Regions from separate parts of the Homo sapiens genome. Here region 2 is linked to region 1. A link is a loop called in an ENCODE intact Hi-C map of the cell type or tissue named here. Cell type or tissue: PC-3. All regions are shown on one strand. Links, peaks and the distances in the headings refer to the core of each region. The heading gives the core; the rest is flanking DNA.

Region 1 (6,469 bases), core at 786-5,785:
CCCTCACCAAACCAAACTCTGGGGAAAAGTACCTGTAAATGCCTAATTCTCAATGTCTCACACTCTGTATATTTAACCTTCCACAGATTTGAGGGTGATGTTAAATTTGTCTCTAATGTCTCTGAAAATTCACTCTGGGTATACTTTTAGCATGCAGTCCAACAGTCCATTTCAAAATAAGCTTTCACATCCCAAGGTTTTATAAAGGATTCATGGTTTAAATATCTGCCTTCATTAATTATGAGCAACCCATTTTTAACAGAATTTTTTTAATCCTAAATTATTCACTTCTTTAATAATGAACTTATTAAAAGTCTCCGTTTTGAATATCTGAAGAACATGCTAGTTCTGGTAGTATAAAGAGCCTATGTTGAAAATGAAGATTCCCAAGAACCCAGACTCTTGGAAGGTTAAGACCAGAGGCTCTAAACCATCCTTTGTGGTAAAAATCCAGCTCTTGAATTTCTGTGTAACCCTGAGAAGGGTACTTAATTTCTCTGTACATTGGTTTCCTCATGGACAAGTGGAGATAATAAGAGTTTTTATTTCATGTATAAAAATGGTGAGAAGTGTACTTGGAGCATAGCCCTTGGTGACTGTCTGCAATCAACATTATGTGAAAGTTATTTTACCAAGGATAATTATCATCACTTCTGTTTGAGAATAAAGACTGGATTTGTAACTGGTGGTAGAAAAAATGACTGACAATAAGCAGATTGAGGATCTGTAATTATTAATTTATCATTCCTTGTATCACATCCTCTATGGCTCTTCAAGACCAGCTGTGGTTTCAGTGCATTTCCAAGCCTAAGGAACAAACCAGGAAGAATGCAAACACTGGTCTCAGAGATAACAAGTCACATCAGAGCTTACGTGCCCCGATGTGTTGACTGTCTAAAGCTTTTTGTATTGCCTGTTTTAGATCCTTCTGAAGGGCATTTCCCTCACCACATCCAATTGATGAATTGCCTTTTTCACAGAGGTCAGGTTTTGGGATCAAGGCAAAGGGAAAGTGGAGGAAATCTGGGCCTGGATAACTAAAATAAAACAAATTAGACAAAAGAAGAAAGCAAAGATAGGTATTAATGGTTTGATTTTTAAGTTCCTTTTTCTCCTAAGCAATTGATGCTTTAATTCTTACGTACAGCGCATATCTCTGTGAATCAAAACCAGTAGAGAATCAAACCACTATAATTAATATAACAAGGCCTGCTGACTCACCTCCACTAAACACAGTCTCTAAAAGCCTAAATCTGCACATTAGTTGCGATTAATTCTTCTCTCCTCTTTCAAGCACCGTAGAGCAGAGCTTTATAAATAGCAAAGTGTGTTAATTTAAACAAAATATAAGAAACCAATTTTTTCAAGGTGGTAAAGACTGGCCTGCATATTTTCATTATTGCATAATGGTTACCTTTAGCCCATAAACTACAAGGTCATAGTAAGGTCACAATGAAGTGGCAAATGTAATAAATGGGAAGAAAAGTAACTAGAGACCATATTTAAAGTGACTTTTTTCCCTAACTAGGTAAATAAATGTCCTTTTAGTATAGTTCATTCAGTAGGGCTGATTTAAAATAGGTTTTCTATTTGAATCATTCATCCACACCCTATATGATGATAAAATTTCTTTTAAATTTTCTTTTTAGTGCTTTTTTTTCACCTTAAAACATACAACCCAGAATTTGCTAAGTCCCAAATGGTTTAATTTAACTTAAAGGGTAAAGCCACCCTTGGCTTAGAATGTGCATACACTAACATTCAAAATAAAAGAAGGTGAAACAGGTCACACTGTTCAGATTGTGAAGATAACATTAAAATTGGCAAAGAAGAACAAAAATGAAAAGAATAAGTCCATGCTCTTTGTGTTTCTATAAAACCTATCCCTTACACCAGGTGGTGGTAATCCAATGCTAGGAGTTCATGATTTTAAAAAGTTGTGTACCTGCTACTTCACTATAAAACACAAAGGTGCAAAGTCTGCTTAGGCAGAAAATAGCTCGAGATCTTTCAGATCCAAATGTGTAGGTCAATGTGGTAACACAGGCCAGGCATTCTGCTGTGTTTTTCATTTATATGCTGTTGATACCCAAGATACAGCAAATAATGTCATCAATTTCCTTCAATTACCTCATAGAGGATTCATTTGCACTCAGGGAATAAAAAGGTTGCCACAGTAGCTTCAGGATCACTCAGCAGCAAGAATCGGCATTAATAACTATCCTCAGAGGCACAGAGGGAGGGAAGAAAGTCATTTACTTAACATTCTTTAATTCTTTGTGGTATAACAAGACTATGTCATGATTTAGAGCTAAAAAGCACAGTTGTTTTGCTCACGAGAAAAGTCTTTCATAACCTACACAGTTTTTGTGACACATGGAGTTATGAGATCTTAGGCTACCTTTAAATACGGTATCCCCCTGCTGAAAGCTCTCAAACAGCTTGCAGAGGAAAAAAAAAAATCCCAATATTACTTTACTCCTGAGACATCAAATATCCCATGTCTTACTTTATAAAGAAGTTTCTTTGTACAATAGCTAGATAGTGCTGAAGAAAATAACTTTTGTATGCCTGTATCATAACACAGGGTCATGTATAGCTAATTAAGCATTCTTCCTTAGGTTTGATTACATAAAGAGTTGGTTTTGTAATACAATAGCACATGAAGGTCAGTATGGTTATGAGAGAAACCTTAGATGCTATGACAAATCCAATAACTAGCAGGGTATTTGTTCATAAAAGTAAAGCATTTCTCAAAATATTTTGCTGATTTGTTAAGGTACTGGAAGATATTTTGCTGGCCGCCGAGCTGACCTTCTGCAACACCCTATATGGTGAGGCTGTTAAAAGATTTTCTTAGAAGATACAGATTTGTATTTTAGAGTAAGACAGAGACAAAAACAAGGATCATGAAATGGAGGTTCACAAGTATCTGAACCAAAGTGGGGAAAAGGGGGGAAAAAAACAAACATCAGCCAGCTCCTTATTTGCACACCGAGATTCACTAACTCTATATGGTAAGTCCTATTTCCCGTCATTTTCCCTGAATCTAGCATGCTAACCATCATAACGAAAAAGAGTTTGTTTTCACCTTTACGTTCCCTTTGAGTATTTAAAACGGGGAATGACTCACATCTCACAAGGCCAAGAATCTTTGAAATGAACTTCTGGAAAATTTAAAGGTACCTGGAGCTCCTGCAACAAATATAAGACTGCACTGCCCTCCAGAGGTGACTCCCTGGCAATTACCTTTAATCAATTAATGATAGGAGGACCAAGTAACTGTGTTGCAGTAATCTTCATTGCAATTTTAGTCCTTCTATCTCAAATAGTTTTCAAAACACAGGACTAAAAATCAGTGGCAACCTACTGTTTCCCTCTAAGCAGAATATTATATTGTCTCAGCTCTTCTATCTTACTTCATTTTGTTTGAAAATAATATTTGCTACCTCTTTGGCTAAATGTTAAATATTAATATTTTTGGTTGGAGGGCCTATTTATTCATGTACATTTTTCAGAAAAATCAGATTAAACAGACAGCCTAAGGAAACCTTAAGAAACCTGAGGATCCTCAGAGATAACTGAAGGTCACACAAAGAACAGTTCAGAAACAGAATATTTTACTGTCTAATTATGTTGTCATCACTTAACTGAAGCTTGAAGGGTGCCCACAGTTATTGTGAGAAAAATATAAACTCATTTTGAATTTTTTTCTTCTTGAGCTTTTGTTCTCCACAGCTATGTGATCTAGTTCTGTTCTGTTCCACACACACCTTCCAATAGTGGATAACCTTGTATATTGTCACTTTCCACATATTCACCGTCAATTCAAATTTTTTGAGATTTAAGACAAGGCTAATAATTTCTTGATAAAATTGTAATAACCTGTGTGTGTGCCTGTATGAATGACTCAAAACACATCTTTTAAAAGTTCTTGACAAAATTAAACATTATCTACACAGCAAATATTTATGTAGGGCTTTGCAAATGCTAACTCATTTAATAATCACAACAGCTATGCAACAGATAGTTTTACTATCATTCACCTTTTTTTACAGATGAGGCAGATTTTGAGAGATTAACAAAATCACAGAGCTGGGACATGATAGAGCTGAGATTCAACTTCAGTTTAGCTTCAGCGTCCTGGTTCCTAACTTCCTCACTTTGCTTTACATGGTCATTTAAATATATATATCTTCCCTCCCATTATAAAAAGCATTAATAAGATTTAAAATAAAGTTGATACTTTTAATATAGCTGTCTTTTTTTGTTTTGGGGGATTTTTGTTTTATTTTACAATTCATAACACATAGGAAACTTAAAAAATATTAAAACTCTGGGAGATCAAAATGTTGGAAGACAGAATGAAATTGGAAAACAAATTTTTTGTGTGATTACTGCAAATTTTACCAAGTCATTAATCTTTAAGGGGAAAAATATTGAAGCAACATGGAAAAATGTTAACTATCTTACAACGATAAATAAAAATTATATAAGTAAATCAGGCAATGATGTATTAAAGTCAGTATTACATTTTATCTTGTAAATATCAAGCAACTGTTTAGTGTTTTTGAAATAAATCATTGTGATTATGTTTAACGCAATAAAAAATAAAGCAGAAAAAACTATTTACAGCCGACTACTAAATTCATGAAGGAAAAAAAGGAGTTAAGAGGAGACTTTGATTCAATCACAGAGGCTCCGTCACAGACCTACAGTCATTTAACTTAGGCAGGGGTTATAAAATGTATTTCAGGTTGCACTTACAAAACAATGTTCTTGCACCAAGCACGGGTCGACCAGCTACCCAGCGGCTGGGTTCAGAAACTAGAAGGCCCCTGGGAAAGCAGCTCAGTAACTACAAAGCAAATGTGGTCAATGCCCAGTGTCGTTATGGGGATTAGACAGGGGTCACAGCTTCACGGCAGCACCTGCACAGCTATGACATAAGCTTATATTCGACATAAATCATATTCCCTCTGTTTTGAAAGCAAATAATAAAAGAGTTGTTCCATGTCTCTTGACCTTTATTTCTGGGAAAAGTGGATTTTTCCCTTACAGCTATGGAATGTACTAACCATTCCCAGTGGGACAGACTTAGAAACCCCGTCATAGAACAAATGTATAAATATCCACCTTCTCACTTCCAAAGTGATTTGCATCTTACACATCAGTAAAGTATTACTATTTTCTAAAGTAGCTTAAAATAAGGAGAGAAGGGAGAGTGAGAAGGAAGAAAACACACAAAGAGGATACCTGAAAGAGGAAATTAAAATACTTGTATTGATGAAGATACGTGATTGACCAGCTGGTGATAAAGAGAAATTAGATGAGTATTGTCACTGACAGTTGCTAAATGTTGTTTTGCACAAATGCCAGTAAACCTGGTACACAATTAGCTCCTGAATCCATTTTTTTCATGGAATCCAATTACTCAAAATTACTGCCTCCAAAAAGAAAAATTGCTTTTCAAAACTTGGCATTAACATTACTTGAGAGTCAATGAAATGATGTTTTCAGATCTTGAATTTTTAAAATAAATTCTAATTTATTAAAGACTAATGACTTTTGAACCACTGAGTTATACACAGGTACAATAATTCTGAATACCCACAAATACAACTTGAAATAAAGGCAAACTTCAAAATAAAAGATAATAACAAGAGGGAGAAAAAACCTGGAAAACCTATTGAATTAGCATTACCATGCTTATATACTACTATTAATAATAATGAATGATGGCCAGAACTGGCACAAACGAAGTATTCTGTCAGCAAGTAGAAGACCTCCTAATACTGAAGTAATACCTAATTCTCACATATGTTCCAAAGCCCTAATTTCCAAAGCAAAGAACAACTGAAATATACTAAGTATTAATATTGAATAGCCACTTCATTATTTGAGTAAGGGATCTTTCCAAAAACCTTTTATTCTAAATATTCTACATAGAAAGACATATTTTTTCTGCATAGTGCTATTCCTGTTGGCGTGAAAAGTAAAACACAACACCACATTTTTTTTTTTGTCAGGAACTTTGTTTAGAAAAGTATACTTAACAAAGACAATATTAGGGTAACCACCAAGATATCACATATGAAGTTCTAATGCTGTGAAAATTATAAAATTACTAACATAAAGAATATCAGATATGTCCCCCAATTCAATGTTTGAGAATCAAATATTTATTGCATCCCTGCTATGTGCTAGGCAGTGGGGATAAAGCAGATAACATTAAGCTACCATTCTCAGGCACTAACATTATACTGGGAGAAAGAAAAAATAAAGAAAACTATATTAGATGTTAAGATGTTAGCTGTTGATCACTGCTATAGAGAAAAAATAAGCCAGCAAGGAGGAAGGGCAATATCTGTGTGTGTGTGTGTGTGTGTGTGTGTGTGTGTGTGTGTGTGTGTGTGTGTGTGTAGATGTTCTCAAGTATGGGAGGTCATCTGGAAAGACATCTCTAATG
Region 2 (6,469 bases), core at 675-5,674, 220 kb before region 1:
GAGCTGGACACTCGTCAGGATGACCTGCTTGCAGAAAGGAGCTGCCCACTTTGGGTCTCTTGAGAACTGTTCTGCCAATCAGTGAAGCTCCTCTTCGCTTTGCTCAGCCTCCAGCTGTCCGCATACCTCATTCTTCCTGGGTATGAAACAAGAACTCGGGACACATCAAATGGTGGGACTAAAAGAGCTGTTAACACGAACAGGGCTGAAACACACCCTCCCGCTTGCCATGTTGTGGGCGATGAGAAGGGGAGAAGAGCTGTGGCCCTTTGGGGAGCCCAGGCCCAGGGGCTCCCTGAGCCAGGGGGCTGTGACACTCTCTTTGGGGTTCAGTGGTTCCAGGCATCTCCAAGCTTCTGGGTGCCACCATGTTCCCCTCATCCAGACACGGATGCCCATAGCAGAAGCCGCGTGCAGTACATGTGCTCCAGCCTCAGCCTCCTCACATGGAGCTGGCACCTGTGTTGTTGCCTGGAGCTGCCTGCCCCACCACAGCAGCCAGTGTGCCCAGCTGTGTGCAGTGGCTAGACCCTGCACTCAATCACACACACACCCCTCACCGCTCCACGCCTTGCTCGTACTTGGCAGGTGTGGGTTCTGGGCTGGCAGCACGAGCCGAGTGCAGCCTGTTGAGCCGAGTGGGTGGAAAGAAACGGGCACTAGCAATACTCAGGCAGAAGGCACCACCTGTCACAGAGGTTTCTGGCTGATGAAGCAACGCCCTAGCGATCCCTAGACACAAACAACATAGCCTCAGTTTGATAACAATACTGCCCAAATTGGACTTTAGTAATGCAGATATTTTTAGCTGCTTTTCCACTAGTTACGATAACATTATCGTGGAATAAAAAGAATTACTAAATTATCAAACATGAAAAGAATCATTTTATAACAAGAATTATTTAAATTGATTAATCCAGAAATACAATTCTCCCTCACAGTGATTCTGTTCAAGTTATCCATGTCTTTAGTTTCTTAAAGTCAACTACTACATGGCATAAATGAAAAGGAAAAAAATGCAAAAAGCAACCTGGGCTTTGATTTACTATTCTCTTATTTCCCAGGGGTCTGAACAGGAAACAAAAATAACCGCAAATGACTAAAATATCAGTAGGCCTTGAAATATCAACATTTAAGTTAAAGCAAGCTAACTTCTTAATCAAAGCCTTTACTATTTTGATTTACTTAATCCAAACTCCCTGTCTGCAAATATGCTTTTGAATTAAGCAGTCATAACAAACCATAACACAAACATGAACTGCTAACTAATCTGTAATGGCCACTTAGTTCTAAAGTATCGCAATGTTTGCTAGTTCTTTACTATTTAAGAACTGAGTAAAAGCTTTATTCAGCTCCTTGCACTACGGAAACAAAATCAAGCCAATTTATGGGACTCCAAGGTAATAGAAGCTAAGAACCTATATATTAGTTTGTAATCCATATTATTTTGTAATTTGAGATTAAAATTCAATTTGATATAAATGTACCTAAAAATGAAATCTTGAGAAGATTCAAAATTTTAATGTTTTAAAATAGAAAATATAGGTAATAATATAAAAGAGTTACTTCTGTGGCCAGATCTAATACTCTTCCTCTGGGATCTAAAGTAAATTCACTTCTAAAGGAACTACGAGGAAGATGGTGCAAACCGTCCCCTTTCCCGTATTTTTTTCTACAACTTATATATTCTTCTAGGTCACAGACAAATACTTGGAGTTATAAGGAAATCCTCTGCCTCAAATATAGGGTTTCATAATGAGAGGGAAGTTTTGTTAGTCATTTGAAATAGCTATTTGTCATATTTGAATATGACAAATAGTCATATTTGTGAATATGACATATTTATGAATATGACAAAATAGTCAAATTTCAAATTTGACTATTTCAAATAGCTATTTCAAATGACTAACAAAACTTCCCTCTCATTATGAAACCCTAATATTTGAGGCAAGGGATTCCCTTATAACTCCGGAACCTAGTATATTATGTAGCTTATACTGTAAGTTTAATAAATATTAGTTGAATAAATGATTTTTCTTAGCAAATATCCTTCTCTAACAACATTCTTTCTAAACATATTACTCAGCAAATAAACTTTTTCAAAAATGTGTTCCCACTCTTCTATCAGGAATTCTTGCTTACAAAAAGTACATCATTATGTGCTATTTTGACAGAAAAAAAAAAAAAAGTTTCATTGGTTCATGCCTCCTGCCACCAGGAAACAATTACCTTTAGCCAGCACAAAACAGTTGAATATTTTCTGAAAGCCTCAATGCTTAATATGTTTAAGACAACAACATACATGAAAATATGCGGGAAAAGTAGGAGAAACAAAGCTGAAATGCCATGTGTGATATACCTTCCTTCTTTTCTTCTGCGATTCAGACCATGTCTTTGCCTTTTCTCTGCTCTAATCTTTTCAGTCCTGCATAACAGGAATAGGGTTTCAACCAATGCATCTTACCTCTTCTCCAGAATTTAGCTGTTTTCTAGTTCTGAGTAAATCTTTATTACCAAAAAAAAAAATAAAAAATAAAAAATAAAATAAAGTTTTAAAGCCCCACTGAAACTCCTAATATAGGACTGCACTGGCTTTTAGAAAAGAAAAACATTTCTTTAAACGGCTGGATATTTTCTTATTTTCTTCAAATAAAATCTTACGAACAGTTCCAACATATAAAACCAGCAAAAGTGGAAATGTTTTAGAAAAGACGGAGAGGAGGAACCAAGGTTCTATCCACTCACTTCCTCCGCTATTCCTTTCCCCCAGGGAATGCAGGCTCCATGGAACTCAGTTTGAAAATCAGTGTTATAAGGGCATTATTTGTTTATTTTGCCAAATTCAAATCACAGGCAAATTACATTACTGTTTTTTCAAAGAAAATGCCACTCTTGTTTTATGAGAACTGAAATTATGGGAATTTTAAAATGCTGAATTAAAAATAATAAAGTTATACTTTGTACATACAATTTAGAAAAAAATTGAACGTTAAAACATTTTAAAAATTCATGTAATGTGCTCATATAAGCCTTGCCAAGCTAAATGGATTGGCAGCTATATTTATGTTATTGCCACATGGTGGCACCACTTTTGCTCCTAAAGAGAAATATCCAGTATCCTTTGTCAGGAAGCACTTTGGATATGTGAGTTTTAAAATAGGTGAGTTTTGAGGTCCTAAGCATTCTAATAAAATGTGACTTCCCTAAATGTACTGATTCCAAGTTTGGCTTTACAAACATGGGTAAGCACAAAGAGTAACAGCATAATTTTGGCCAGTCTCCCGAGTTTCTCTTATTCTAATTTAAATTATGGAACCAACACTAATTACAGCACTTACTGTATAACAAACATCGTTCTGAATGCTTTATAAAGTAAATATTCATTCATTTGTTCTTTACAACATTATGAGGTTGCAATATCTAGTAACCTATGGAGTAGACGTGCTTGGGATTCTTACTTACAAATGAGGAAAATGGAGGCCACAGAGGAGCTTGGCCAAGGTCACACACCCACTAACAGGTACAACAGGAATTAGAACACACACCGTCCAGCTCCAGAGTCCATGATCTCAACCACTCCATTCTGATTCTATTTGACTTCTACAAAATAGGCATTTCATTTTATTTCTACACATTTCATTCTGGAGTATGCCTTGATACAGATGAGACTGAAAAGTTTTTGTTAAAATAATATTACATATTTTTGTTTTTAAAGGTGAAGAAAAACATTTGTTCATAATTGTCAATATATTCCACAGAGATATGTGTAATTGAATATATTTCTTCATATTTTGACACACTTGTGTATTTTCAGGTAAGTCTAAAGCATCTTTCTTAAAGTGTGTATTTCAGCACTCTTTTTAAGGAACAATTCTGTACTTAAGAATTCCAAATTTAATATTTCACCCTTTTCTTTTAGCTATACAAAATTCTATTGAGTCTAGGCAATTAGCATTTTTTTTTGTTTTTGTTTTTGTTTTTCTTAAATTCACTATGGCTGTACTCTCCAATCTGTGAATCTACTGATTCACAGGTAAAGACTGCCTGGTAATGAAGTCATCTTCGGTACTTGATTAACTAAATCCCATTGGGTTATATCAGACAGAGAGAGATACTAAATCATAATTAACTGTAAACAGTGTTAATGAGGTTTGGGTGTATTATTCATAAATTTTGAGATTACTTTTTAATTGAAGAAAGTAGTAACAAAAAGTAAGAGGCAGCTGTTTTTTGACAGCATGAGAAAAGATTTGAAAAGATAGACTGTGATGGTCTATTTTTTTTCCTTCAGTTTTTTTTTAGGTTCCCTGTGCATTATAAAAGACAATTACTGGCCATTAAGGCACAACTAATTAGAGAAACAGAAGGTTCTACCACAAAGAGGAGCCTGAGGCTGTCAGAAAATCCACTTTTTACATATACATAAATAAATAAATATCTGTGCATTAATTGAAGACATTTATAATTTGGCATAAGAAAATGTAATAATTCTTCTCCATGGCTTCTATTTAATTAGACTGTCATTAGAATTTCTATTTCTGGCAGAACTCATAGTATCTGTTTATAGAATTAGCCAATATTGAGAAAACCATCAGCATTACAGAATGCTTCTCAATACTTTAAGCACAGCTCTGAGATATCAGTCTGTAATTTGAAGCCATACCTCTTTGTACAATCAAAAGTATAAGAAATTATTGAAAATATTTATAATGAAGGTAACTATGCAGAACAGGAGTTAGGAAACTGTGGCTCATGGGTCAAATCCAGCCTGCCTAATTTTTTATGGCCTGCAACCTAAGAATGATTGTTACATTTTTAATGGTTGGGAAAACAATTTTTTAAAGGAAAATATTTTGTGACATAAAAATATATGAAATTCAAATTTCAGTGTTTACAAATAAAATTAATTGGAACACAGCCACTCTCATTCATTGACTTACTGTGTATAGCTGCTTTTGCACTAAAAAGTCAGAATTGAATGCCACAGAGATAGTACAGGCTGCAAAATCTCAAATATTTATTATCTGCCCCTAACAGAAAGTTTGCGAACTCCTGAGAATCAATCTATAGCCAAATTTTATTTTATTTTATTTATTTATTTATTTTTTTGAGACAGAATTTTGCTCTTGTTGCCCAGGCTGGAGTGCAATGGCGTGATCTCGGCTCATTGCAACTTTCGCCTCCCGGGTTCAAGCGATTCTCCTGCCTCAGCCTCCTGAGTAGCTGGTATTACAGGTATGTGCCACCACGCCCAGCTAATTTTGTATTTTTAGTAGAGAGGAGGTTTCTCTATATTGGTCAGGCTGGTCTCGAACTCCCAACCTCAGGTGATCCACCCGCCTCGGCCTCCCAAAGTTCTGGGATTACAGGTGTGAGCCACTGCGCCCGGCCCAATTTTTATTCTCACATGGTGGGATGTCCCTGTGACAAACAAATTTCCAAGCTACCTCTCTGCTATAATGGTTGAATGAATTAGGTTAAAAATTATCATAGTGTATTTCATCTAAAATAAAACATAATTAGGAAATAGAACATGACAGGAGAACACCATATAAAACAAGTTCTAAGTATTTTCACTAGATTGATATACTAATTTTAGACTTTGTTGCTTGCTCTTCACAATACGCAGTCAACTGGAAAACAAAAATATAAATAAGAATGATGGCACTTTAAAATGAGCAACATATGCTGAGCGCTAGCTATGACTTTTGGATGGACTTTCTCTTTGAATACACAGCTTTACTATTATCCCCATTTCACAGACGAGAATAATGAGCACTAGACAGGTTACAGTTAGCTTTGCCATTGTCACATATACAATATTATTTTTCAGTGTTTTTTATCTTGCATATTTAATAATATGGTAAATATTAATTTAGAATGGTCCTAATGAAAGATCCTGTATAATATTCCATAGTAAAAGATTCAGGAGTGTTCTCCTAAATTATCTCTTTTTCCATGAGACAGAGATTGTATACCCTTCAATAAGCTACAAATAGAACAAATACTTATTGAATTGAAATTTCTTTTAATAAATTATAGCGAAAGACATACATAGACTGTTCCAATCTGTGCAGCAGTTGCTACATAATTCTAAGCTTACATATATATATATATATATATATATATACATATACATATATCCTGTATGTATAAACTAACAAGGCCCCAGTATATTTTATAGAAACCAACATTGGAATGGGTTTTGCAAAGGGATGGTTAGAAATTAAAGGATATTCTGCTTATTTGACATTTAAATGTTTGTTAATGTGTGGGTTGATATAGTTTATTCTGAATGTTTTAAAACCTTGAGGTTTTAAAGAAACATCTTATACACCTCAAAGCTGCAATAATAATACTACAAGTTTGGCTATCACCCTAGTAATAGATCTGTAGTCAAACCACTACAGAAATTTTGTGCTTCATGCAAGATAGTTCTGGTAGTTAGGTATTGTTTAAAAACTATGGG

The links. Peaks named below come from ENCODE experiments on the same cell type or tissue, not always from the same donor. Only the 100,000 strongest peaks of a DNase experiment are listed, where the experiment ranks them.
Region 2: it touches region 1 in a loop (10-fold over the local background); 83 of 110 quality-filtered maps call a loop at or near these places.

The regions. Positions count from the first base shown.
Region 1 is chr7:18,349,262-18,355,730 of GRCh38, reverse strand. It overlaps a transcript of HDAC9 not described here. Among named protein-coding and RNA genes, the nearest start is that of HDAC9, 140 kb to the left of the region's middle. In PC-3, for the core only: a CTCF peak has its summit at 3,226 (motif pointing left); a DNase peak (open chromatin) is centred at 3,180; H3K4me3 peaks cover 477 bases; H3K27ac peaks cover 389 bases.
Region 2 is chr7:18,567,688-18,574,156 of GRCh38, reverse strand. The region is part of intron 2 of HDAC9 (histone deacetylase 9); the gene reads right to left. Among named protein-coding and RNA genes, the nearest start is that of HDAC9, 75 kb to the right of the region's middle. RefSeq lists an enhancer at 1-464. In PC-3, for the core only: CTCF peaks have their summits at 2,872 and 3,073 (motif pointing right); a DNase peak (open chromatin) is centred at 3,096.